Linked DNA regions of Homo sapiens: all the other regions are linked to region 1. A link is a contact called in ENCODE Hi-C or POLR2A ChIA-PET data. All regions are on one chromosome and are shown on one strand. The core of a region is the stretch at or near the end of the contact, and the rest is flanking DNA. Distances in the headings are between cores, read along the strand shown. Region 1 overlaps PLEK (pleckstrin). Region 2 holds the start of PROKR1 (prokineticin receptor 1). Region 3 overlaps PPP3R1 (protein phosphatase 3 regulatory subunit B, alpha). Region 4 overlaps PPP3R1 (protein phosphatase 3 regulatory subunit B, alpha).

Region 1 (6,728 bases), core at 1,530-4,029:
GTCACTTAGTTTATCTTTGTAGAGAAAGAAAAGTGAGCAAAAGCCTTTCATACATGAAATTCATGGAAGGCTCGCTATCCAACTGCTGTCACTCCTGTTTTGAGGGTGGCATCCCTACTGCTTTTGCCCGGATGACAGGACAGGCAGGCTGTCATGTTGACTCCCTTGTTGGCTACATTTGTAAGGAACACACTGCTTTTTATTTTTATCTTTTTTAATTGACACATAATAGTACGTATTTATGGGGCACAATTAATGTTCTGATACACATATACATTGTGCAGTGATCAAATCGTGGTAACTAGTGTATCCATCACCTCAAATATCTATCTTTTTTTGTTGTAAGAACAAACATGCTGTTTTTAATACAAAGCTTCATTGTAACCTGCTAATAATCCAATGTATGGGTCAATTTCATTTTCTTCTCTTTGCAATCATCTCTTGACCAGAAGATTGCTTAAATGACTTCTCAAGGTCCCTGCTAGACTCTGCAAAGTCATGACAATCAGTGCAGGTGATGTCATCAAATTTTAATTTAGGACATATATCCATCACATTATTTCCTATTTAAAAACTTAAAATGATTTCCCATTAGCCAAATTTCTTACTGTGCCATCAAAGCTCTCCCCACCCACCCTTCACCTCCCTCCTCCTCTTATTTCCTTTTGCCTTCTTTCCACCAACTCCTCCCCTGCCCCATGGGGCTGCTTTATGCCTGAGTGCATCTGTTCACACTGCTGCCCCCTCAGCTTGTGCTGGTTCCTCTGCATCCTGCTTCATATGCTTGGCAAACGCCTACTCATATTTTAAGCCTCTGCCCAGTGTCACTTCCTCTATGAATCTTTTCCTGATGGTGATGCACAGCCCTCTTCTCTCACCTCCTTCACCTCTTTCACACCTTCAGATTTGACCCAGTAGTCTCGCAACTGACTTATAGCAGAGCACTTGTTACAAGACTTATTTATTACACCCATCATGCCCTTTTACACTCCTTGAGGGAATTTCTCCAACACCCAGTAGAGTACCTAGCATCGAGTAGGTGCTCAGTAAATGTTTGTTCATCAATGGGATAAGTGAGTGGGTTAGTAAAACCTATTTCTTTGATGCATGTGTTGCTTTTTTTTAAGACAAAGACTTTATTTTTTTATTTTTAAAGTTATTATTTTTTTATTTTATTTTTGTTTTTATTTATTTATTTTTTATTATACTTTAAGTTTTAGGGTACATATTTTTTGAGATGGAGTCTTGTTATGTTGCCTGGGCTGGTCTTGAACTCCTGGGCTCAACTATCCTACTGCCTCAGCTTCCAGAGTAGCTGGGACAACAGGTGTGCCACCATACCTGGTCATGTGTTTCTTCTTAAGCAGCATGTAGATGTTCTTAAAAACCCTTTACATAGTTTTTTGTTTGTTTGTTTGTTTCTAGTGGGTATCTATCCCACTTATTTTGTTTTCTCTTTCTTGAAATAACAGGGGAGACGAGACAAGTCAGACCTGTGGGTGAGCTGGAGTCAGTTCAGGGGTGATTGTCAGGGGCTTGTTCTTCGGTAAGGAGAGTTAACCTTCCCTGTGCTGGTCCCATCTAGGTAACTGCGTCATTGATTGGCTGGTATCCAACCAGTCTGTTAGGAATCGCCAGGAAGGCCTCATGATTGCTTCATCGCTGCTCAATGAGGGGTATCTGCAGCCTGCTGGAGACATGTCCAAGAGTGCAGTGGATGGAACTGCTGAAAACCCTTTCCTGGACAACCCTGATGCCTTCTACTACTTTGTAAGAAAAGCTCCCCATCTCTTCTTCCTGTAAGGGAGGCTGCCCTGAGCAGATTCTAGATTGATTTCAGTTCATAGACATCTATAGAGCGCTGTTAGGCAGCGGGTAGGGAGGTCAGCCAGGAAGAACAAGGGAATACCTGAAGCTCCCAGGCCCATTTAGAGCTTCTGTTATACCAGCATTTCCCAACTCAACAGCTGCCCTCTCTACAACACTCGCCCTGTCCAAGTGAATTTGTTATTATAAAAGGATACTACTGTTTACTTGAAAAAAAATTTTTAAAGGACATTTTAAAGTTTATTGTTTCCTATTTACTTATTATTATTTTTTATTTATTTAGATGTAGTCTTGCTCTGTCACCCAGGCTGGAGTGCAGTGGTGTCATCTCGGCTCACTGCAACCTCCGCCTCCCGGGTTCAAGCGATTTTCCTGTCTCAGCTTCCCGAGTAGCTAGGATTACAGGCATGCGCCACCACACTCAGCTAATTTTCGTATTTTTAGTAAAGACAGCGTTTCACCATGTTGGCCAGGCTGGTCTCGAACTCCTGACCTCAAGTGATCCACCTGCCTCTGCCTCCCAACTATCTATTCTTATTCTAAGCAATAATTCATTTATAAAACTGTCTTAGACCCTAGTCCATGGCAAGCATTCTCTAAGACAAGAAGATACAGCCACGTAGACAAGCGTACTGGAGGGACAGGCAAAAATCCTGCCCTACTGCAGCTTCCTTTCCAGACAGGAGTCTATAAATCACAGGTTTGATGTATTAAGTGCATTATTCCAAATGTATGTTAAAACACATGACTCTTAATACAAAATGTGTCCACAGATGTCACTTCCTGCAGTCATCTTGTGTACCTCCCACAGTATGCTTACCCACGATTGGGAAACACTATATTATACAATGTGAACCTGTTCTTAGGCCATGTGAGCAATGGTGGATTTCTTGGGGGATTTTGGCAGTTTTGTTTCTATCTTGGATCAGAGCACAGAATTTAGGAAGTTACCTAAGAGAACCATTCTTCTTATAAACATGAAGTGAACACCCTAGAGGGTTTCATTTCACTTTAGGGGAAGTTCCACAGTCTGTTTTTTTTTTTTCTTCAGTCCTTTGATCTGGTCGTTTATAGCCATTTCAATGCAGGATTCTAAAAATACCCATCACAGTGGCTCCTCTTCCTCGGTCTGATTCATCATCTACTTTTGCTGAGCAAGTCCCACTTCCCTCATAACCTCAGGGGAAGAGGCTGGACACATGCTGTCACTTTTCTCCAAGAGGGGGCTCAGTGGCAAATGTTGAGCTGGTGATAGTATTGCCAATGAGAAATTAGCCTGCCCTGCTTTCAAGGATGTGACCATGATATCCCAAGAGAAGGAAGGCTTTGAAGGCAGACATGTGCCTGGTTAGGAAGATGGAGCTAAAGTTAGGATACAGCTTGGGAGACCCTCCAGAATAAAAGGATATTGACAAGATCACACCTGAGTGGAGACAAGAAAGGAACAGCCCCGGAAGCAAGTAAAAGGAGGAGGAGAAACTCGCTCATCAAGGACCTTTGAAGTTCAGATTGGGATGTACACAGGAATGGAGGAAAAAGGAGGAGGCTGCCCTCATGGCTGGAGGGGAGGGGGAATGGAGATGGCACAAGTTGCAATGTGCCTAAGACTGGTGATGTTAGCTTGCTGTTTGATTTTCCAACAGCCAGACAGTGGGTTCTTCTGTGAAGAGAATTCCAGTGATGATGATGTGATTCTGAAAGAAGAATTCAGAGGGGTCATTATCAAGCAGGGATGTTTACTGAAGCAGGTGAGTGGCCACAACTGCTCCCATCTAGCCTTTTCCCTTTACAAGGTCCTTTTTGTTTCTAAGTTACCCAGTGACTTTTGGTTTGTTTGGTTAATAGTCAAGCAGAAAATGAAACCCACAAAGTGAAAGATAGATGAGTAGCTCTTTAGATATCAAAGTGGCTTTAGATCAGGAAGATTGAGTTTGACAGGGCAGAAGATGTCCCTAAAAGTAGGAAAATGCCTCTTTTATCAATATCATAGGAAAAAAAAAGGTGTTTCAAGAAAAATATGGCCGGAGGAGATAAATTGTCTAAGAGATGCCATCCAAAAGACAAAGCTGTCTCATGGTAAAAGTACTTCCATTTTACCTGTCCCTCCTCCCTTCAAAGCAACCAGGAAAACAGGAACAGGCTACACCCAGAAGAGGAACAGAGTACACCACTGAGAGCAAAGAAGAGTCATTCCAGTCTGTGCTTAGGGCATGACAAGACCAAAACCTGGGCATGCAGAGGCCAGTTCACAGGAACAGCAGGCAAAAGTCAAATGCAGATTGAGGGCATGGACAGAGTCCTGGGGGGATGTCCAGGTGTCCACAGGTACAGGCCACCATCAGTCTTGGAGGCAAGGGCTGGAGAGTGCTGAGGAGCTCTAGTCGGTTACCAGGTGCCAAGGCATATGATGCCAAGAGGTAAGAGATGGACAGGGGCCAAGATGACTGAGGAAGCCAGGACCAGTACCTGGTGGAGGAAGTCGCAGGAAGACATGAGAATATTCAGGGGGAAGCTAGTTGATACTTGCACAAGGCATCTTAGAGGCCAAGGCTGCTTTGCAGGACCAAGGTCTTGCCTTCCTGGCTGCACTGTGAGCTGCCTTAAAAGTGCTGCTCAGTATATAATGGAGAGAATCTGTTGCCATCAGGAGATTTCCATGTACTGTCTATAGGCTCCACGGGACTGGGGGATCTGATTTATTTCATGTTAGGACCCTGAATGTCCATCTTAGTGATTAATGGAATGGGCAAGGAGGGAAGAACCAGAGAAGAGCCCATATTTACATTTATAAAGAGGGACTCTGGGCTGGGATAGCTGAAAGGAGGTATAGGTATGGATTTTGAGTTTCACAGGGGGAAGTGGGACATTCGAATGGAAAAATTACCTTCATATCAGGTTTTAAGAGAACAGTGTCCTAAGAAATATATGGCAAGAATTTATAAAGAATTCATGGACTATTATAGTATTTTTTTATGACAGGGTGACCAGCTGGCTAGATTAAAAGAAAGGCATGGGGCAGAGCCAGCCTTATGCCGGGAAGGCTCGGGCAGTTGCCTACGGACAGTTTGCCCGCTGCTGCTTTCTCGTTGGTTTTGCCAAATATTCCTATGTTCCTGGCTCTTTGATTGCAGGTGCTGGAATGTGGCTGTTAAGACAAGAAGAGTAACTTGGGAGGAAATTTCTTTATTTTGTTGATTTCTTCCATAATTCTATATTGTTATCAGTTATTTCTTGAATTAGTTGATTGGGCAAACCCTAATCTAGAATGGGGCTCTTGGAAAGCCAAGGATGAAGGCTAACAGTAGATAAAGTTGGGACTGGACTGGAGCCACGTCTCAGTGAAGCAGCCCAGTAGGAGACCTGGGATGGTCAAAAATTGTGTGTGGGTAATGAGTGTCTGGATGTATTTTGAAGACAATAGGGACAAGGATTGAACTTATGTGTTTTCCTTTGCCTTCCTTTGTCTGGCCTTTGATAGGTACAATTTAGCCTTAGCTAGCTCGGTTGGTGCACATTTGGATCTCCCAGGGAACTGTTAAAACTGCATGCCAGGCCAATTTAATCAGAGCCTCTGGATTTTTACAGCTCCCAAGTGATTCTGATGTGCAGCCAAAGCTGAGAACCACTGAGCCAGCCTTTTTCTTAAAAGCTAATTTATTCTATTATCAGTATACAAGTTAAATAGTCTTTCTTAGAAGCTTCCTTTTTATGTGAAGAAAACAGAAATCTACGTGCATTCAGGAATTTTGTTCTTTTACAATATTCTTTCCTCTGAATTTTTTTTCAGAGGTTGGGGAGCAAAAACCTCTTCGATTTGAATTGACACTTCCCCTTAATGTTTCTAATCTCTTAGCTCAGTGGTTAGTAACCATAGTTTACATCAAAATCACCCAAGGGATTTTCAGAATTTTAAAAACTTTTTCTTAAAATTCCAAAAGTAAGCCTCCCTTGTGTTTACTGCTGGGAGTTAGCCAGGATTAACTTCATAGAAGGCTTGTTATAATGGGAAGCCTCACAGATGGGAAGTAGCTGTGGCTAACTGGAGGCCATTATCCCTGCCCCATTATTTTCTCATCCCAGGATAAATAATCCTACTTGGCAGCAAGTTTGAGGATGAATGATCTTAGATTATATTCAGTATAATCCCTTTTTACATAATTGTTTCTGTTATGACAATGAATAAAGCATCTGCTTGTTTAATTCTCAACCACATTTAGATTCCTTGAGGGAGAGGAACAATGTGTTATATATGCTTCTCTTGTATCTGCTGCAGAGTTCAGCATCCTTCTTGATTTATCATAGGCAATGAACACTTGGGGAGCTAATTAAGTCAAATATAAGTAGATGGCTTTGACAGTTCAGTAACAATTCTTGGAAACCTGAGGCATACATGCATTTCTTAATACTCCTTAGAAAATGCTCATTAAGTGAAAGATGACCAGAAATGTACCTGCTAACTTCCAACTCTTCAACACGTCACATTGTGATGTCAGTGAGGGCTTAAAGGGAATATGGTGGTTGGCTGATTTCACATCCTCCTGTTACCTTCCTCTTCCATTGGCTCATAATAAGTTGGTGATTGTCCAGCAATTGCATAATACAGCATGACATGTGTGTCTGTCAGTGAAGAGGAAATGGTATGGGGTGGCAACTTTAGTGTCGTTATTCTGAAGGGCAACATTAGTTAAGGCAAAGAGCAGCAATGTATACTTTTGGAAGTCTATGCTTTGCAAAAGCCATTTTGGACATGATATAGCAGGTAGGAATATTTTCTGTCCTTGCATATGACTCTGCAGGGGTTCCAGCTCCATCCTTCAGGAAGTAGAAAGTTCTTTGGAAGTGAGTTCCTTCACCAAATGTTTTGCCAAAAAACTTAGGCCCATTTCTGAAAGCTTCCTTGA
Region 2 (6,728 bases), core at 2,678-5,177, 260 kb after region 1:
TACCATTGCCTATAGTATTCAGTATAGTAGCATACTGTTCCAATTTGTAGCCTAGGAGCACTAGGCTATACCATACAGACTAGGTGTATAGTAGGTTATACCATCTAGGTTTGTGTTAAGTACACTCTATGATAGTCACACAATGAAATTGCCTAATGATGCATTTCTCAGAACATATCCTCATTGCTAAGTGATGCATGGCTGCATATGTAAAATACACATAACATAAAATTCACCATGTTAACTGTTTAAGTTACAATTCAGTGACATTAATGCATTGACAATGTTGTGCAACCATCACCACTATCCATTGCCAGAACTTTTTCATCATCCCAAACGGAAACTCTGAACCCATCAGATAATAATCTCCTATTCCCCCTCCCCCTCATCCCTTGGTAACAATCATTCTACCTTCTGACTTTATGAATTTGCCTATTTTAGGTATCTTATATATGTGGAATCATTCAATATTTGTTTTTTATGATAGGCTTATTTAATTTAGCATCATGTTTTCAAGATTCACCCATGTTGTAGCATGTGTCAGTACACCATTCCTTTTTTCCCCATTTTCTCATTGTGGTAAAGTGAAAAAAAATATTTACCATTGTAACAGTTTTTACATATACAGTTCAGTGGTATTAAGTACATTCAGATTGTTGTGCAACCATTACCACTCTCCATCTTCATAATTATTTTCATTTTGCAAAACTGAAACTTTGTACCAATTAAACAATAGCTCCCCATTCCTTCTTCCCCAAGACCTAGGCAACCATCATCCTACTTTTTGTCTCTATGAATTTGACTACTCTAGCTACCTCATGTAAGTGGAATCATATAGTATTTGTCTTTTGTGACTGGCTTATTTCACTTAGCACAATGTCTTCAAGGTATATCCGTGTTGTAGCATGTGTCAGAATTTCATTCCATTTGAAGGCTGAATAATATTGCATTCTGTGTATATACGCACACACATACACATGAAGGGGCTTCAAAAATTTGGGGAGCATGCATATTATGAAAAAAGTAAGCATGGATTTCAATTTTTGTTTGCACCCAAATAAACTCGTACTCATTTGTTACAACATGTCTGAACAGGATCTAGTTTGAGTCACTAAGAAGGATAAGATATCAGTTTGAAAAGAGCCCCTCTCAGAGGAACATGAATTCTGAAAAATTGAAGCAACGGCAAACATGAAATTTATGGTGAAGCTTGGGTGGAAGAATGGTGAAATCACTGATACTTTACGAAGAGCTTTTTGTGGGCAATGACCCAAAGATATCAGCGGTTTACAAGTGGATACTCATTTCAGGAAGGGACGAGAGGATGTTGAAGATGAAGTCTGCAGCAGCAGACCATCCACATAATTTGTGAGAAAAAAATTAACCTTATTCATGCCCTAATTGAAGAGGACTGATGATTAACAGCATAAACATAACCAACACCACAGACACCTCAGTTGGTTGAACTTACTCATTTCTGACTGGCAGATTAAAGTTGAGCACACTTTCCACTTGATGGGTGCCAAAATTGTTGTGACCAGATCAGCTGTAGACAAGAATAGAGCTTTCAATGGAAATACGAAACAAGCGGGATCAAGATCATGAAAGATTTCTTTGAAGAACTGTAATAACAGAAAAAACAGGCTTTACAAGTGTGATCCAGAAGACAAAGCACAATCAAAGCAATGGCTACCAAGAGGTGGAAGTGGTTCAGACAAAGCAAAAGCAAACTAATCAAGAGCAAAGGTCATAGCAATAGTTTTTGGGGGATGCTCACAGTATTTTGCATGTGATTTTCTGTAGAGGGCCAAAGAATGAAATATCTGCTTATTATGAGGGTATTTTGAGAAATTAGCCAAAGCTTTAGCAGAAAAAATGCCTGAAAAAGCTCCACCAAAGAGTCCTTCTCCACCATGACAATACTACTGCTCATTCCTCTAATTGAACAAGGGCAATTATTAGCCATCCTTCTTACCATCCTGATTTGGCTCTTTCTGACTTCATTTCCTAATCTTAAAAAGTCTTTAAGGAGCAGCTATTTTTCTTACGTTAATAATGTAAAAAAAAAGGGCTTCATTGACATGGTTAAGTTCCCAGGACCCATGCCAGGCCTGGTGGCTCATGCTTGTAATCCCAGCATTTTGGGAGGCTGAGGTGAGAGGATTGCTTGAGGCCAGGAGTTTGAGACCAGCCTGAGCAACCTAGCCAGACCCTGTTTTAACAAAAAAATAAAAATAAATAAATAAAATAGAAAAATTCCCAGGATCCTTAGTCCTTTAGAGATGGACTAAATGTCTGCCATCATTACAAAAGCATCTTGAACGTGATGGAGCTTATGCTGAGAGCTAAAGTTTATGTATTTTTATCTTTTAATTCCATTTTCCCACAAACTTTTGGAAGTTCCCATGTGAGTGTATGTGTGTATGTGGAGCATTTTGTTTGTCCCTTCATCATTGATGGACATTTGGATTGTTTCCATGTTTTCGCTATGGTGAATAATGCTGCTATGAACATGGATGTACAAACATGCCTTTGAGACCCTGTGTATTAGTTCACTTGCACACTGCTGATAAAGACATACCGGAAACTGGGAACAAAAGGAGGTTTAATTGGACTTACAGTTCCACATGACTGGGGAGGCCTCAGAATCAAGGCAGGAGGTGAAAGGCATTCCTTACGTGGTAGCATCAAGAGGAAACTGAGGGAGAAGCAAAAGTGGAAACCCCTGATAAACCCACAGGATCTCGTCAGGCTTATTCACTATCACGAGAATAGCATGGGAAAAACAGGCTCCCATGATTCAATTACCTTCCCCTGGGTCCCTCCCACAATACGTGGGAATTCTGGGAGATACAATTCAAGTTGAGATTTGGGTGGGGACACAGCCAAACCGTATCACCCTGCTTTTAATTTTTTGGGTTAGACACCCGGAAGTGGAAACACTCGATCATATGGTAATTGTATTTTTTAACTTTTTGAGGAAACCCTATACTGTTTTCTACAGTGGCTTCACCATTTTACTTTCCTACCGACAGTGCACAGGGTTCCAGTTTCTCCACATTCTCACCAACACTTGTTATCATTTCTTTTTACAGCTGGATAATATTCTATTGCATGTATATACTATATGTATTTTGTTAATCCACTTAGCTGATGGACATTTGGGTTGTTTCTGTCTTTTGGCTACTGTGAATAGTGCTGCCATGAACATCAGTGTATGTGTGTCCCTGCTTTCAATAGTTTGGGGTTACATACCTTGGAGTGGGATTGCGGGACTATATGCCTCACGTTTTGAGGAATCTATGGGCTTGTAAAGGTAGACTGTGCTCTGTAAGTCAGCGCTGTCCGTCCCAGCCTTCTAAGCAGACATCCCTGGGCGGGGGTCCTTCCTCTCTCCAGTGTGCTACCCCGCCCCCTTGTTTGCTCTCCAGAAAGCACTTCTCTGAGCCTCTTTTACGGAGAGGTAGGGCAGCTGGCAACAAAGATGGCCCTGGTGTCCGTTCAGGCTGGCCCAGGGGACCAGGTTGGGGCCGGCCCCTGAGTGTCCCCTGAGGAGGTGTGTGAGCAGCGGGGGAGGCTCCTCGGTCCTTTGCAAGCTCGCGGCTGAGCGGGGCCGTGTCCGTCCACTCCGACGGCGCTGGGCTGCCAAGGTGAGCCGCCGAGGAGCCCCGTGCCCCGAGGCGGGCACAGCCGCCCTGCATGGGTGCCCCCGGCGCGGGATTGACGCAGAGCCCTGCCCGGAGCCCCAGCGACCCCGTTCCTGCCCCAGGCGGCCGTTCCGAAGCCTGAGCCGGGCAACGCGCAGCCCGCCTGGCCCGGCTCCCTCCCGCGCGTCCTCGTCGCGAGCTGCCGCCTGGGAGCTCCAGACGCTCCCGCCCAGGGCGATCCGGACGCTCCCGCCCAGGGCGATCCCGGCCTCTGCAGCCCAGCTGGCGACACGCCTCGCCAAGAGCCCGCACCTCGGCGCCTCACGGCCACCGGAGGCGGGGACAGGGAGTCCGGCGCGGGCCGGGTCGGGGGATCTGCAGCGGCGGCGCGAAGGTAACTCCCCCGCCAGAGCCGGGAAAGAGCCCCGAGCAGAGGAGGAAGGGAGCGGGGACCTGCCCTTCGCCTGCCGGCTTCTGGAAGAAGCGTCTCCTGATCCGGCCCCGGAATAAGAAACCCGGACCTTGCCTGCCGGGCTCCGCGATGCCGCAGGTACAGAGCGCGCCCTCCCGGGGAGGATGCTCCAGGGACCCCGCGCTGCACTGGCTGCGGCCGTGGGGTGCGGCGGCTTCTGAGTGAAGAGGGGACTTTGCCAGGGATTCACTCCTGTGAGTTTCTTCAGGAGAGCCAGGCTTCCCCTCCTCTGTCCTTAGGGGAAGCTGCCCAGGCTCCAGGGAGAAAGTTGGGAGCAGGCGGGGGACTTGCCAGCAGGGGTTTGTGAGAGAGGCTTCTAGCGATCGAGAGGTCACCAGGTGGGGGTAGGATTGGGGTTCCCCTCTGAACGGTGAGAATAAAGGAGAAAAGACCTCTGGACAATCATCCTTAATCTCGTGACGCCCTCCTCTCCACCCCCGAAGCTTCTGTATTCTTTGCTTTTAAACACTACTTTGACCCTTCAGGTAGCATGCTTGTAGGGGTACCCCTCCAGGAGTGGCATGCCTCTGCGACCCACGGGACCTGCAAGGAGTGGGGCTTGTCCCGCCTGGGTTCCAAGCCTGCCCCCCTCCTTCTTTTCAGCTGAGTTCTGCCTCTCCTCCCTGAGTGGGCAGAGGGCAAGGGCTGAGCCAGACAGAATTGAGAGCTCGGAGGAAGGAAAAAATCAGGGTAAGGAGTTAGGACAGAGAGGCAGCAATGGGGCTGAGCCTCACTGGGGCGCAGAGGGACTTTAAACTTGGCCCCAAGAAGACAGGCTCCAGATGTTTTGCCTCGGAGGAATATGGAGAGCAGGCTTTCCTGGGGGTGGGGAGGTGGGGTCCTGGGCATCTTCCTCATCTTCCTTTCCCAGGAAAACTCTGGCTTGCATTCTTCCCTCTGTTCTCCTGACATTTGTTTTAGGGTGCTCTCCAGACCTCAGCCCTCCTTCTACGTCCCACTCCCTGGTCTGATGTCTTCAGGGTTTGGGAGGGACTGCAGGGAGAGAGCAGGGGACAGGGGGACTCTGGCTGCCTCCCTGTCCCCACCAGGGCAGCTGACACCCCCCTAGACCCCTCACCCCAGCCCCATTATGTGGTGTGGTGGAGTCCCTGTATCAGGATTTCGCTCCCCTTCCTTGCAGCTGACAGAGGAGGCCTGAGAGCGCAGTAGTAACTCCTTGCAGTTCTAGGGTGTAACACTCTCCTCCAGGGAGCTCCAGGCTGTGCAGACATTATTGATCTCCTGCCTGGCAGAAGTTGAACCTCTGAGTGTTTAAGCTATTTACCCCTGGACACTCAACCAGCCAAGGAAAAATTTTGCTCTAGCGTCCCCATTCTCATCACTTGGTTAGTCACAGGCTGTGACTTTACCCTACAGCCTCTGTCTGGGGACAGGCCTTCATAAATGCTGTTCCCAGCTTCTAGGGTCATAGCAGGTTCTAATGTGGGAACAGGAAGTCCAGCAAATAGTGAGGAAGGTGGCTGCTCTATGGCTCTGTGATTTTAGAGCCATGTTCTGCCAGAAGAGCAAGGAGAGCAGACAGGCTTGTCTGAAAGCCCTCCCTCTTAAATAGCATTTAAAGAAATTTCTTTCTCTTCAGCCTCCCCACACTCCCAACTTTTGTCCTTGAGAAAAGGTGCAACACTTCTGAGTCTTCAGTGGAACAGAAATAAACTGAGCCAGTGCTTGATTGTCTCTATAGCAATCCACCCTTCCCTAATTGAGTATGTGGTTTTCATTCATTTTCTCTCATTGGTTCCTTTATTTCCACTCCATCACCCTATGTTCACTCTGGGCAGGGAGCTAATAGGTCTGCTTAGGTTACAGGGTGGTTTTGAATTTGGCCAGCTTTACTGCAACATATAGCCAACTGTTTGTATGTCTTTCAAAGGTTTAGAATGGAGCTCAGATACCATACCCCAAAGATGCTGGCAGAGACATTCTGACTCATTAAGGGAGAGCTGGCTGATAGCAGAGAGGGGTGACATCAGCCTTGCAGACATTGCCCTGGGGAATTCTGAGCAGTGTTGCTCACAGCACCACCTGGCCAGATGGAGACCACCATGGGGTTCATGGATGACAATGCCACCAACACTTCCACCAGCTTCCTTTCTGTGCTCAACCCTCATGGAGCCCATGCCACTTCCTTCCCATTCAACTTCAGCTACAGCGACTATGATATGCCTTTGGATGAAGATGAGGATGTGACCAATTCCAGGACGTTCTTTGCTGCCAAGATTGTCATTGGGATGGCCCTGGTGGGCATCATGCTGGTCTGCGGCATTGGAAACTTCATCTTTATCGCTGCCCTGGTCCGCTACAAGAAACTGCGCAACCTCACCAACCTGCTCATCGCCAACCTGGCCATCTCTGACTTCCTGGTGGCCATTGTCTGCTGCCCCTTTGAGATGGACTACTATGTGGTGCGCCAGCTCTCCTGGGAGCACGGCCACGTCCTGTGCACCTCTGTCAACTACCTGCGCACTGTCTCTCTCTATGTCTCCACCAATGCCCTGCTGGCCATCGCCATTGACAGGTGAGTGCAGCAGCAGTGGGGACAACAAAGGCGGTCAGGGAGGAAGGGGCATTGGAATTGCCCCCTCCTGTAC
Region 3 (6,728 bases), core at 1,638-4,137, 180 kb before region 1:
CTAAGACGTCCTTTCTAACCCTTCTCTCAACATGTATATTACCGTTTTTCCTACTGAAGGCCTGTGTATTATTGTTTTTCTCCTTTTGGTTTATCCACATTATGGTTCAAATCAATACAGGCAGTAAGTTAATGAAAAGCATGTATTCATAATATGATACAAATATACCTTCAAGTATTCTGTTATTAATAACCCTGCTTAAAGATATACTGTTTATTTTTTTAAACTAAAATGTATACTGCTTAGTTCAATGATACATCTTATTCAAAAGATCTGGCTCCTAAAGCATTTCTTTTTTCTATATATTAAGTCCAATCCCATCCCATTACATCACATTTTCCAGATCTTCCTCTTATTTTATCTACTGTTCCTATGTGATGTTGCATTTGAATGTTAGCTGCACCTTTCTTTAGCTTTGTACCACACTCCACTCCCCACCCTATTTTCCTTTAAAAAAAATTATATTTCCACAAAAGAATGCATATTTAAGAGTCTTCTTTTACTTTCAGCCTCCATTATTCAAGACTTACTTACACGTATGGCTCCTCCAAAGCTTAATGTGGTTTACTGCCAAGAATGTCATACTGCATCCCCCAGTTTCTTTTTTTTCTCTCGTTGACTTTTATCTTAACATTAAAAAATTCCACCACATAATTCATATAACGGCTTTTACTTTCTTCTTGAAGACATTCTTCACAGACAACTCTGCCATTTCGTTCTAATTTGAACCAACTGCTTTCTAGGCCTATGGCATAGTTGTTATCCTGAGATTTTCACTGGTGTGTTAGTTAGGAATTCCGTTTCTGGGGTCTCATTTCATCCTCTTTCTTGAACTTCTATTTCATTTTGCTAGGTACATATTCAAGAACTCGTTTAAGTTAACCTTCCCAAGTCCTTAAATTTCTGAAAATGTCTTTTTTTGTTCTCACATTTGAGTGATCATTTGGCTGTTATCAAATTCTGGATTAGAAACTCCGAACTTTGAATGTATTACTCCACTGCCTTCTACCAACTACTGCTGCTGTGAAGAAGTCCAATGCCAGCGGACTCCTATTCTTTTTAGGTAACAACTTCTATGTCTGGAGGCTTTTAGGGTTTTTTTACTCTTGAAATTTTAAAATTACAAAAGTTGAAACTAAACATAGATGTTCTTTCATCTAATCTTGGCAATCAGAATGCTTTTAAACAAAAGATTCAATTTTTCAAGAAAGAGAAATTTCTCCTTTTATTTCACTGATTATTTCCCCTTCTATGTTATCTAATACAGCTCCTGAAATTTCTTTCAGTCAGACGCTATCACTCTGTGTTCTCCAAATCATTCTTTCCTTGCACATTTTTCCATATCTTTTATCTTTTGCTCTAACATTCTGAGAAAGATTCAAGAAGTTTTATTTTTGTTACGCAGATAGCTAGACTTTTTCACTAGCTAAAGTAACTGATTTCTTCAAATTACTCAAATTTGTGCTAGATAACGAGATTACTATATGTCATGAACCTCATTACCGAAACTACAAATTTCTTAGTGCTGCCACAATACCAAAATTTGACAGTGTGGATAAAGCAAATAAAGCCAGTCCTTCCTTTTCTTTTTTCGTTTTTTGTTGTTGTTGTTGTTGTTGTTGTTGTTGTTTTTTGAGATGGAGTCTCGCTCTGTCTCCCACGCTGGAGTGCAATGACACAGACTCGGCTCACTGCAACCTCTGCCTCCTGGGTTCAAGTGATTCTCCTGTCTCAGCCTTCCAAGTAGCTGGGATTACGGGCACCCACAACCATGCCCGGCTAATTTTTCTATTTTTAGTAGAGACGAGGTTTCACCATGTTGGCCAGGCTGGTCACGAACTCCCGACCTCAGGTGATCCACTTGCCTCGGTCTCCCAAAGTGCTGGGATTACAGGTGTAAGCCACTGTGCCCGGCCAGTCCTTTACTTGAGACTACTTGTTTAAAAACTTGAAATATTTAATATATACTAGAGAGTTCAGGGAATTTTTTTTTTTTTTTTTTTTTTTTTTTTGAGACGGAGTCTCGCTCTGTCGCCCAGGCTGGAGTGCAGTGGCATGATCTCAGCTCACTGCAAGCTTCGCCTCCCAGGTTCACGCCATTCTCCTGCCTCAGCCTCCCGAGTAGCTGGGACTACAGGCACCCACCACCATACCCGGCTAATTTGAATCCAGGGATTATTAAAAACCGTCTGTAACACTAAAACAAGGTAACCCAAACTATTTAAGTTCATGTACTATACTTAAGAAAATCCTTTGTTCTTCTCGTCATTACTTAATTCTAATGCTTTACTGAGAGCAAGCAAAGCATAAGTAATTCTCAGTGACTAGGTGAATTAAATCAGAATTGAGATCACTAAATTACCAAGTAAATGATAAATGACAGCTGGTAAACTGTCTAAGAAACATTAACTGTATAATAAATTTATGAAGATGTTAATGTAAAGCAACAACTGCACAAGTCAATTTCAAAATTAACGGCATACAATGTTTTAACAATAAATGGCATTTTAGGGCCAGGCACAGTGGCTCACACCTGTAATCCCACCACTTTGGGAGGCCAAGGCGGGTGGATCACCTGAGGTCAGGAGTTCAACACCAGCCTGACCAACATGGTGAAACCTTGTCTCTAATACAAATACAAAATTAACCAGGTGTGGTGGCACATGCTTGTAATCCCAGCTACTCGGGAGGCTGAGGCAGGTGAATAGCTTGAACCCAGGAGGCAGAGGTTGCAGTGTGCCGAGATCGCGCCATTGCACTCCAGCCTGGGCAACAAGAAAGAAACTCTGTCTCAAAAAAAAAAAAATGCTGAAATGAAAGAGGAAATCAAATTAACTACAGATAACCTTTTTCTCTGAAAACACTGTTTTCAAAACAGCAAACCTCCCTGAGACGAATGTGATTAAGAGCAGACATTAACAGCAAAGTTATTATCCTTAAACTTTCACATCACCTGTAAATACTCAAACCAGAAACAAAACTGCCTGAATGTGAAACTGTTTACTAAAAACAGAAACAGCGTTCTAACGGCTAGAAGGGTTTCTACTGGCAGTTCATTATGCAAAAGGAGAGGTTCCTTCAGAGTCTGCCAAGCTCTTCTTAGGGGACCTTCTAACAAAAGAGAGATGAGACATCTTTTTAGATAAAAGATTTAATCTTTCACCTACATTTAGTCTACAAAACAGCCCTTGTGTTTACTAATTTTATCTAAACCACTCAGAATTACACTGGCTTTATCAAAAATTAGCTGAATCTGATTTTCCACTCTTACTTTCAATTGTGCCCCAATCTAGTCTTCTGCTTAAATTATCTAAGGTAGTATCTTGCACTCAGTCACTTTTCCAAAGTTATCATGCCAAGTTAGAACTAAGGCTTCCACTTTGAGCAAATCACCTCAACAGAGTATACATTTCCTAGTCCAGAGAGGTTAGCCAACAGACAGAAATAAAGTCACAACGGCCTAGAATAAATTCAATAAAAATCCAACACTGAATTGAATGACATATACATATATATACACACACACACTATATATATATATTCTGATATATATATATCAGAATACCTATGTCTTAGACAAATCTAGTCTTGCCTAGAATTATTCATGTAGACAATTATAACATTAATTTTGTAAGATTTACTGAAGACAGACTATATAATACTATGATTAAAAATATTGACTATGAAACATGATGGCCTAAGATCAAATCATGGCTTTGTTACTTCACCTGCTGTGTGACTTAAGCCAGTTATTTAAAGTCTCTTTGCTTCTATTTCCTCATCTGTACAATGGGGAAAGTAATTGTGCCCCTCTCCTGAGGCTAATATGAGAATTAAAAGAATTAATGTATGTAAAACGCTTAGAATAATTCCTGGGACATGGTAAGCACCATACCATTATGGATTGTTATTATTTATGAAAACAAATGGGGTGACTAGTAACTACCAGGTTTTCCCAAAGGTATACAGCCTTTAAAATTATCCAACGAGTTGTCTATGTAATCCAGCTCTGAGCTCTTGCTAGCTAATTCAGTCAACCAATTATTTACTCAGCATCTGCTTTATGCCAGGCATTATGCTTCCACTGTCAAAGTCCCAATTCTTTTACTGGTGAAAATTAGTTTGAACAGCCACTTATTATTAAAGTTTACAGTCTGCATGCCATTCTGAATTGTAATTAAATAATTATTTCTTATTGATTTTATTCTTGGTTACTTCCTTCTCCCCTTTTCCATTTATTTAAAAAGCCCCAACTTTTCAATAATAGAAAATTTCAAACACACACAAAGTTTGAAAAAAGAGTATAATGAATTCTATATGCTCATCATCCAGTTTCAACCATTAAACATAAGAAAAATGTTATCTATATCCCACCCCAGTTATTTCAGAGCAAATCCCAGACATATCATTTCCTTGTAAGTAATCAGTATTATCTTTTTTTTTTTTTTTTTTTGAAACGGCGTTTCACTCGTTGCCCAGGCTGCAGTGCAATGGCGCAATCTCAGCTCACTGCCACCTCTGCCTCCCGGGTTCAAGCAATTCTCCTGCCTCAGCCTCCCAAGTAGCTGGGTTTACAGGCATGCACCACCATGCCCTGCTAACTTTTTACATTTTTAGTAGAGATGGGGTTTCACCATGTCAGTCAGGCTGGTCTCGAACTCAGGTGATCCACCCACCTCGGCCTCCCAAAGTGCTGGGATTACAGGGGTGAGCCACTGCACCTAGCCTAAACAGTATTATCTCTAAAAGATAAAAACTCTTTAACACATCATAACATTATCACACCTAAAAATTAATTATTTGGTATCAAATAATCAGTGTTCAAATTTCCCCAAAGGTCACAAGTGATTTTGTAGATTTTTTAAATCAATCCAGATGTGGCAATTAGACAATGTGTTGATAAAATGAAGATGACCTTGATAGCAGTGTCCGTGGAGTTATAGCAGCCGAAAGCCAGATTGCAGTAGACCAAGAAATTAGCAGAAATAAGGAAATAAAGGTGATTGTGTAGGCTCTTCTTTTTTTTTTGAGAGGGGGTTTCGCTCTTGTTGCCCAGGCTGGAGTGCAATGGCGCGATCTCGGCTCACAGCAACCTCCACCTCCTGGGTTCAAGCCATTCTCCTGCCTCAGCCACCTGAGTAGCTGGGATTTAGGGATGCGCCACCACACTCGGCTAATTTTGTATTTTTAGTAGAGACGGGGTTTCTCCATGTTGGTCAGGCTGGTCTTGAACTCCGGACCTCAGGTGATCCGCCCGCCTCGGCCTCCCAAAGTGCTGGGATTACAGGCGTGAGCCACCGCGCCCGGCGGCTCTTAAAAGGTTCAAATACGTGAAAGAACAGAGAGAAACTTCCAGGTACATGCAGGATCAAAATCAAAGAGAAGTCGACTGTGTTATAAACTGAAGAGAGGAAGAAGCTGAAGACATATGGGAAAATAAAGAGAAACTTAACAAAGTAAGATCCTAGAGATGAGATAGCACAAGATCAAAAGCACAGGGGAAGGGCTAACCATGAAAAAGGGAGGCCTGATACTGAAGGAAAGGAGGTTAAGATTAAATGTGAGATCAGACAAGTTTCTCTTGTGGCAGGCAGAGGTGAGGGGGGAGGCCAACACTTAAATCATCCCCAAGTTTTCTCAGTCCCTAGTTTTCTCAAGCATTAGGAGCAAAATCATTTATTAAAACCAGGTAATGCAGGCAAGTTTGGGTAGAATGCTGATGATGTCGGTAACATATAAGGAGACTGAGAGAAATAACTACACAGGTCAAAGAATTAATCCACATTCTAATCCTACACAGCTTTCAAATGTCACCCCTTCCAGGAGGCTTTTCTTAATTTCCTTAACCAAAGGTCATTTTTCCTCCTTGGAACCTGTGTTTTTATTTCTCGTAATAGTTTACCCATACTGTAATAATCTATGTATTTCCCTTTTTCCCAGTGGCTAATCCATAAGTACTTGGTAGGTGCTTACTTATCTGTGTGGCACAGGAAAGAATACAGTATGTTACAGCATATAATTTAGAGTCCTGTTAAACTTTTTTAAAAAGTAGCACAACTACACTGAAAGAAGAAAAGCTGAGAGGACACTGTGGCTGGGGCAATTAAATAAGGACAAACAGAGAACACTGGCTTGAGCTAGGTATGGAAGGGATGAGAAGGCATGACAGGAATTAACCTAAATAGGGAAGTATAAATAGTGAAGTGTGTCAAGGACTGATTTCAACAATCTTATAATATGAAAGCACTATTCACAGATAAAACTAAGCTCTTCCAATAGTAAAGAGGTTTTGGGAAAAAAAAAAGCAAAAAAAAAAAATTACTACAATGTGTGGGTGAACAAAAAAAGTGGCAGTTTTAATGTGGAGAAGGTCATTTTTGGGAAATTGATCCAAATAGTCAGGAAAATATGATAAAAAAAAAAAAAAAGCATGTAAGATTCTAGTGAACCAAGCAGGAAAAAAGAACTACATAACAGACAAAATAATTTAGATAGATTCACAGCTGGCTGAACAATGACAAGTATAGATCTTTAGTGACAAGGCTCAACAGTTTAATCAAAGTATTGATTAAAGTGATAAGAAAGAAGACTTACTACTAAGTTCTGAGGATTAACTGAAAAGGACAGCTTTAACAGTGTATGAAATCTTATTTCAAATGCTTACCACACAAATAAAAAACCATGACTTTTGCCATCCCAGATGTACGTAAGGAACATCTATCTGCCTT
Region 4 (6,728 bases), core at 2,479-4,978, 160 kb before region 1:
AACTTTAAATCCCCAAATTCAAGAAGTTCAATGAACTCTAAGTAGAAGAAACATGGAAAAAAAAAAGCCACATAATAAATTGCTGTGACACAGAAAATCTTAAATATAATCAGAGGGGAAAAAAGATAAACTACATACATACAACATAATTACTACAGCATATTTCTCCTTAGATACACCAAGGACAGGAAACAATGGAATCTGTTTAAAGTGTTTAAAAAAAAAAAACTATCAGTTTTTATATCCAGCAAAAATATCTTTCAAATATTATGGCAAATGCTTTTTCCAGATAACAAAAACTGAAAGGAAAGATTAGGCTTCAATATATGTTCACTACAAAAAAAAAGTCAAAAGAAAATTCTTCAGGCAGAAGAAAAATGATACCAGATGGAAAGCTGGATCTAGACAAAGAAATGAAAAATATCAGAAATGGTAAATAAAATAAAATAAAAGATATTTTTCTCATGTTTAAATGTCTTTAAAATATGACTTTTAAAAGCAAAGATAACATGTTGTGGGGTATATAAAGTGAACATATGACAACAGCACAAAAGGGTAGAGAAAAAATGGATGTATGCTGTTGTCAGGATCTTACACTGTAAGAGAAACACTGTATCATTATTTGAAGGTACAGCATGGTATATTAAAGATGTATATTGTAAACTCTAGAACAACTTAAAAAAGGAGACGAAATAAAATGGTATCATTGTGATGGTTAATTTTGTGTCAACCTAACTGGGCCAAGGGATGCTCAGATATCCAGCTAAACATTATTTCTGAGTGAGAGTCAGCTAGGCTGTTTGTGGAAGAGATTAGCATCTGAACTGGTGAACTAAGTAAAACTGATTGGATAACATCCATCTGTCCAGCACCTAAATAGAACAAAAAGGCAGAAGATTGAATTAGTTCTCTGCCTCACTGCCTGAGCTGCAAAGTCAAGCTTTTCCTTACCTCAATGCCCCTGGTTCTCAGGCCTTCAGACTCAGACTAGAATTTATACCATCAGTTCTTCAGCTCTCAGGCCTTCAAGCTACAGCACCAGCTTTCCTGGGTCTCTAACTTAAAGACAGCAGGAACAGAACTTCTTAGCCTCCATAATCATGTGAGGCAATATCATATAATAAATCTCTTTCTAGACATATGTATCTCCTACTGGTTATTTCTCTGGAGAAACCTGACTAATACAATCAGAAAGAATACTCAATCCCATGAAAGGCAGACAAATAGGTACAAAGAAAAAGCAAATGAGAAAAAAAAGAAAGTAAATAGTAAGAAGGCAGATTTAAAAGCAAACATTTTGAGAATTATACATTTCATAATGCTAAAAAAGAGCCAATTCATCAGAAAGATGAAATCCAAAAACATACCAATCCTACACAAATTATTTCAGAAAGCAGAAAGGAAGGGTACTGTCCTGAACTCATTTTATGAAGCCAGCACTACTGTGATGCCAAAATCAGACAGTATCACAAAAAAAGAAAACTATGGCCGGGCGCGGTGGCTCACGCCTATAATCCTAACACTTGGGGGGCTGAGGCAGGAGTATCACTTAAGGTCAGGAGTTCAAGACCAGCCTGGCCAACATGTTGAAACCCATCTCTACTAAGAATACAAAAATCAGCTGAGCATGATGGTAGGCACCTGTACAATCCCAGCTACTTGGGACGCTGAGGCAGAAGAATCGCTTGAACCTGGGAGGTGGAAGTTGCAGTGAGCTGAGATCACGCCACTACACTCTAGCCTAGGCAACAGTGCGAGACTCTGTCTCAAAACAACAACAACAACAAAAGAAAACTATATCTAATGTTTCTCTATGACCAATAATGTAAAAATCCTTAAAAATATCTTAGCAAATTGAATCCAAAAATAAACACCATGACTGAGGATTATTCCAGCAATGGAAGGTTGGTTTAATATTCAAAACCAACGTGATTCACAACATTAACAGAGGAAAAAAAAAGAAAAAAACCACATGGCCAACCAAACAGACGCAATAAAAGCATCTGACAAATTGCAACATCCATTTTTGATAAAACAAGAGTAACTCAGCAAACTAGGACTATTTCTCTATCTATAAAAGGTTATCTACAAAAATTCTTCAAAAAGTGTCATATGTAATAAGATTCTCCCTAAGATTAGAACAAGATAAAGACATCTGCACAAATACAAAAGGGAAGACAAAAAAAAAAAAAAACAAAAGGTATACAGATTGGAAAGGAATAAACTGCCTTTCGTTGCAGATGACATAATTGTGTATGTACATAAATCCTAAGCAAATTACTAAAAAGCTATCAAAACTAATAAATGAATTAAGCAAGACGGCAAGATAAAAGGTCAATATACAAAAGTTAAATATATTTCATATTCTGGAAACATGGAAAATGAAATTAAGAATGCAGTTCCATTTACAAAATCATCAAAAATACAAAATACTTAGAAACAGTTAATAAGAGATGTGCAGGGAGTACACATGAAGACTATAAGACATAGCTAAGAAAGAGATCTAAGAAAACCCAGCTATATTTGTTCATAGATCAGAAGGCTCAATGTTGTTAAGATGGCAATTCTTCCCATAATGATCTGCATATAGAAGACAATCCTAATAAAAATCCCAGCAGAATATTTTATAGAAATCAATAAACTAATTCTAAAATTCATATGGAGATGCAAAGAACCTAACAGCCAAGGGATCTGAATGAAAAACAACAATGGTGAAGGACTTAACAATATCTGACTTAAAGAGTTATGAAGGGCTGGGTGCGGTAGCTCATGCCTGTAATCCCAGCACTTTGGGAGGCCGAGGCGAGTGGATCACTTGAGGTCAGGAGTTTGAAACCAGCCTGACCAACATGGTGAAACCCTGTCTCTACTGAAAATACAAAAAAAACTAGCCGGGCGTGGTGGCAGGCGCCTGCAATCCCAGCTACTCGGGAAGCTGAGGCAGGAGAATCACTTGAACCTGGGAAGCAGAGGTTGCAGTGAGCTGAAATCACGCCACTGCACTCCAGCCTCGGCAGCAGAGCAAGACTCGTCTCAGGAAAAAAAAAAAAAAAGTTATAAAGCTAGTCATCAAAAGAGTGGTACTGGTGTAAGAACAGACAAATATCAATTGGACAGAATAAAGTAAACACACACACACAATTTTCAAGAAAGGTTTCCAGGTAATTAAATGGGGAAAAAAAATCTTTGCAACAAATGATGCTACAACAACTGAATAGCAATATGCAATTTAAAAAAAATGACATGAAGACTTGAATAGATATTTCACAACAAAAGATATGATTAACATCAAATAAACACATGAAAAGACATTTAATATCACTAGACATTAGAGAAATGCAAGTTAAAACCAAAGTGAGATATTACTATACAGGCAACTGGCATAATAAATATGGCTATAATTTAAAAATGGACACACAAAGTGTAACTGAAGATGTGGAATAAATGATTATGTGGTGAACAGAATTCTTAGGTAGCCCTTTGAAATTCTGAACCCCTTGTATACATACTTTTTCTCCCAATTACTAAATCAAACACTCATCTAGTTACTGCTGCAGAAGGATTTTGCACATGTAATTAAGGTCCCAAATCAACCACCTCTGGATAAGATTTATCCAGGTGGCCCTGACCTGTAAGAGCCCTTTAAAAGCAATTTTCCCTGTGTGGTCTAAGAAGGTGAAAATGAAAGAGTCAAAGCAGGAGAGGAATTCAACACAAGGGAAGTGGAGAGGCCACATGGCATTGAATGCAGGCAGCCTGACGGGGATAAGAGTGACCTCTAGTGAACAGGAGCAAGGAAACAGAGTGCTCAATCTCATAAGGGCAAAGAGCTGAATTCTGCCAATAACGTGAACAGCTTGGAAAGCAGACTTCCCCAGAACCTCCACAGGAGAACTTGGTCTGGATGGCATCTTGATTTCAGCCTTGTGATACTCTGAAGGGAACCCAGTCATGCAGTGGTGAGCTTCTGATTTGCAGAACTATGAAATAATAAATGAGTGCTGTTTTAGACTACTATGTTTATGGGAATTTGTTACACAGCAACAGAAAACTAATATCCAAACTTATAGTGTATGCGGCTAAAAATAAAAACACTGACATACCAAAGTGTTGGTGAAGATGTAGAGCAAATGAAAATTTTATATCTTGCTAGTGGGAACTCAAAATTGTACCGCTATTTCAAAAAAACAGTGTGTTGGACTCTTAGTGTAACCAGAAATGAAAACATGTCCACACAGAAATCTGTACTCACATGTCCACAGCAGCTTTATTCAGCTTTATTCTTAATAGACCAATCTGGAAACAACCTAAATGTCTTCAACTGGTGAACAGATAAACTGTTATATCCAGACAATGGAGTACTATTCGGTAATGAATAGGAAAAGACTACTAATACACCCAATAACATAATGAATCTCAAAAGCAATATGCTAAGTAAAAGAAACCAGACACAAAAAGCTATGTGCTGTATGGTTCCATTTATAAATGCTACAAAAAAACAAACTACAGTAACTGAAAGTTAAGGTGTTGTGGGGTAGAGGGGGAGAACAGGGAGTGAACACAAAAGGGTACCAGGTAACATTTCAGGGTGATAGACCTATTCTACATCTTGACTGTGGTGATTACAAAACTATATACATTTATCAAGGCACATTAACTATGCACTTAAAACTAGTTAGTTTTTACCATAGGTAAGTTGTACCTCAATAAAGCTGATTTTTATAACTCAAAATATTAAGGACCTTAGTCCCAAATATAATGGAATTGCTTAATACATAATTTTAGTCTCCAGTTTAGAAACAATCTCATCACTTTCTTTAAAACAATAAAGTTTCACAGCTGTCATATTATTCAAAATTCAAACTATATGGATTTATTTTTATAAGACACATTTCAAGGTAATGTATTCATAGCAAATAACATTTTCCAGATTAATCTTACAGAATCATGAGACACCAAAAACTATTTACACTTACAGTAATCTTGACATTTATAATTCATCCCTTAGTCTCCTTCCCTGATTTTAAACTCCATGAAGGCACCAACTGTCTTACTATCTTTTGATATCCTTTGCCAGATTTAACATTGTCCTAAATTTACTTTAAAGGAAGAATTTGATTAGGTGCATGGTAAAAGTCTGGAACGGTTTAAGTCCTAATTTAAGCATCAATGCGTTAAAGTACAAGGTTAGATTAAGGGCATTAGAAGACCCGAATTCTTAAAAGTCCAGTTATTCAAGCACTTTAGATTTTCTCTTTCCTTTTGATGCTCACTTTTTATAATGAGTATTAAGCATTTGGATCTGCATACATTTTAAATAAGCAAACAGTACTCTAATACTGAAGTAATATTTATAGTTCACAAAGAGTCTATAACCAAATAAGGAAATGTTGTCATCTCTTAAACTCTACTAGATAAAGATGTCTAAATATTCTGACTGCATATTCTCTGAAATATTCAAAGCTTTACAGAATGCATCTATAAAGTTTATTTTTATTCTTTCAAACCTTGTCACTTTAAGATCAAAGTAACTCTAAACCAAAGAGAACCAAGTTTTTTCATTTCTTTGCCAGAAAATTTCTTTATTTTCCTGATTCCTACAGATCTGATCCCAAAACTGACAATCGTAATAGAATATTTTTTAAAAATGTTGAATAACATGAACTTGAAAAGTAAGTTATCTTAGGAATCAATCTAAATGTCTTTACCTGCTGAAAGCTTGATGACTGCACAATTAATGTAATTATCATAATGAAATTAATTTTTTCTAGGGTAAAGTCACTGACCATCTTAGTAACTGTTCTAGAACAGATTCTCCTTATTCTTAAATACAAAGCAAAAGGTGTTTGGATGCATGAATGTCGGGGACAGAAAAGATCAAAAGACAGAAACAAGAGATAAAAACCAATCATACCTATGACAGATCCAAGCTTCTTTAATGATTTTAGGAGGGAAAAAAAAAAAACCTTAAAATTTCTAGTCTGATAAATGCTGCCATAATTACAATCTATAACTTGAGTGAATCCATCCAGCAAATGTTTGAAGGCACATAATATGTTTAACTATTTTAAAGATCCTATTACTCACTTTGACAGTTAAACTATATTTCCTATTAAATGACACCTAAATTACCCCCATTCCTGTTTTTCCTTCTACTATTTAATGTTAACAACAATTTTTGTGTTTATCTTGTATTGTGCACAATTTCGCCGAACTTATTCATTAGTACTTTTATTTTTTGTAGATTTCTTGAAAATTTTCTATGTAGATAGTCATACCATCTGCAAACGGGATCCGTTTTTCTTCTTTCCAATCTGTATGCCTTTATATTCTTTTCCTGCATTACTGCACTGACTAGAACTTTCAGCACTACGCTAAAAAGGGCAGAAATCCTTGCTTTGTTACAGATCTTACAGAGAAAGTACTGTCTTTTGCCATTAAGTATAATGTCAGCTGTAGGTTTTCACAGATGTTCTTTATTCAACTGATAACATTTCCCTCTATATTTTTCTAAGTTTTTGTTTTGTCTTGGGTTTTATTCTTTAGTCTATTAATATAATTATACAGACTAAGTTTCAAATAGTGAACCAGCCTTGCACCCATAAAACCACCATAACTGATTATGGTGTATAATCTTTTAAAAATATTAACTCTATTTGTTAATGTTTTAAGGATTTCTGCATCTACACTGACATGAGGATGTTGGTCCATAGTTATCTTTTTTGGAT

The links. A loop is a pair of places that touch in the nucleus more often than their neighbours do. ChIA-PET counts read pairs that join two places held with the same protein, here RNA polymerase II (POLR2A). Pooled maps may share reads with other maps.
Region 2: POLR2A ChIA-PET joins it to region 1 with 12 read pairs in naive thymus-derived CD4-positive, alpha-beta T cell. The contact joins the promoter of PROKR1 here to the enhancer-like site in region 1. A Hi-C loop is called at or near these places in 1 of 168 maps with a recorded cell type or tissue (naive thymus-derived CD4-positive, alpha-beta T cell) and 7 of 50 pooled maps. POLR2A ChIA-PET finds 5 or more read pairs at or near these places in 1 of 52 experiments (naive thymus-derived CD4-positive, alpha-beta T cell).
Region 3: a loop to region 1 is called in a pooled map, with 5 times the contacts of the local background. The contact joins two enhancer-like sites. A Hi-C loop is called at or near these places in 3 of 37 single-sample maps with no recorded cell type and 8 of 50 pooled maps. POLR2A ChIA-PET finds 5 or more read pairs at or near these places in 4 of 52 experiments (CD8-positive, alpha-beta T cell, CD8-positive, alpha-beta memory T cell, T-cell and 1 more).
Region 4: POLR2A ChIA-PET joins it to region 1 with 34 read pairs in activated naive CD4-positive, alpha-beta T cell. The contact joins two enhancer-like sites. A Hi-C loop is called at or near these places in 2 of 50 pooled maps. POLR2A ChIA-PET finds 5 or more read pairs at or near these places in 4 of 52 experiments (CD8-positive, alpha-beta T cell, H1, T-cell and 1 more).

The regions. Positions count from the first base shown.
Region 1 is chr2:68,384,917-68,391,644 of GRCh38, forward strand. It overlaps PLEK (pleckstrin), which reads left to right. Exons shown (of 9, transcript NM_002664.3): 5 at 1,586-1,770; 6 at 3,471-3,575. Among named protein-coding and RNA genes, the nearest start is that of PLEK, 23 kb to the left of the region's middle. RefSeq lists enhancers at 2,360-2,539, 2,560-2,979, 4,230-4,279. Within about 2 kb of position 2,780, at least 7 of the 41 ENCODE cell types and tissues checked have a DNase peak (open chromatin) inside an H3K27ac peak, as active enhancers do; they include CD8-positive, alpha-beta T cell, where a contact is called at or near this core.
Region 2 is chr2:68,639,652-68,646,379 of GRCh38, forward strand. It overlaps PROKR1 (prokineticin receptor 1), which reads left to right and starts at 3,928. Exons shown (of 3, transcript NM_138964.4): 1 at 3,928-4,197; 2 at 6,011-6,655. The coding sequence starts at 6,171.
Region 3 is chr2:68,200,809-68,207,536 of GRCh38, forward strand. All of the region lies in intron 2 of PPP3R1 (protein phosphatase 3 regulatory subunit B, alpha), which reads right to left. Among named protein-coding and RNA genes, the nearest start is that of PNO1, 46 kb to the left of the region's middle. RefSeq lists an enhancer at 4,760-5,260. Within about 2 kb of position 2,888, at least 4 of the 41 ENCODE cell types and tissues checked have a DNase peak (open chromatin) inside an H3K27ac peak, as active enhancers do; they include CD8-positive, alpha-beta T cell, where a contact is called at or near this core.
Region 4 is chr2:68,221,628-68,228,355 of GRCh38, forward strand. All of the region lies in intron 1 of PPP3R1 (protein phosphatase 3 regulatory subunit B, alpha), which reads right to left. Among named protein-coding and RNA genes, the nearest start is that of PPP3R1-AS1, 27 kb to the right of the region's middle. Within about 2 kb of position 3,729, at least 7 of the 41 ENCODE cell types and tissues checked have a DNase peak (open chromatin) inside an H3K27ac peak, as active enhancers do.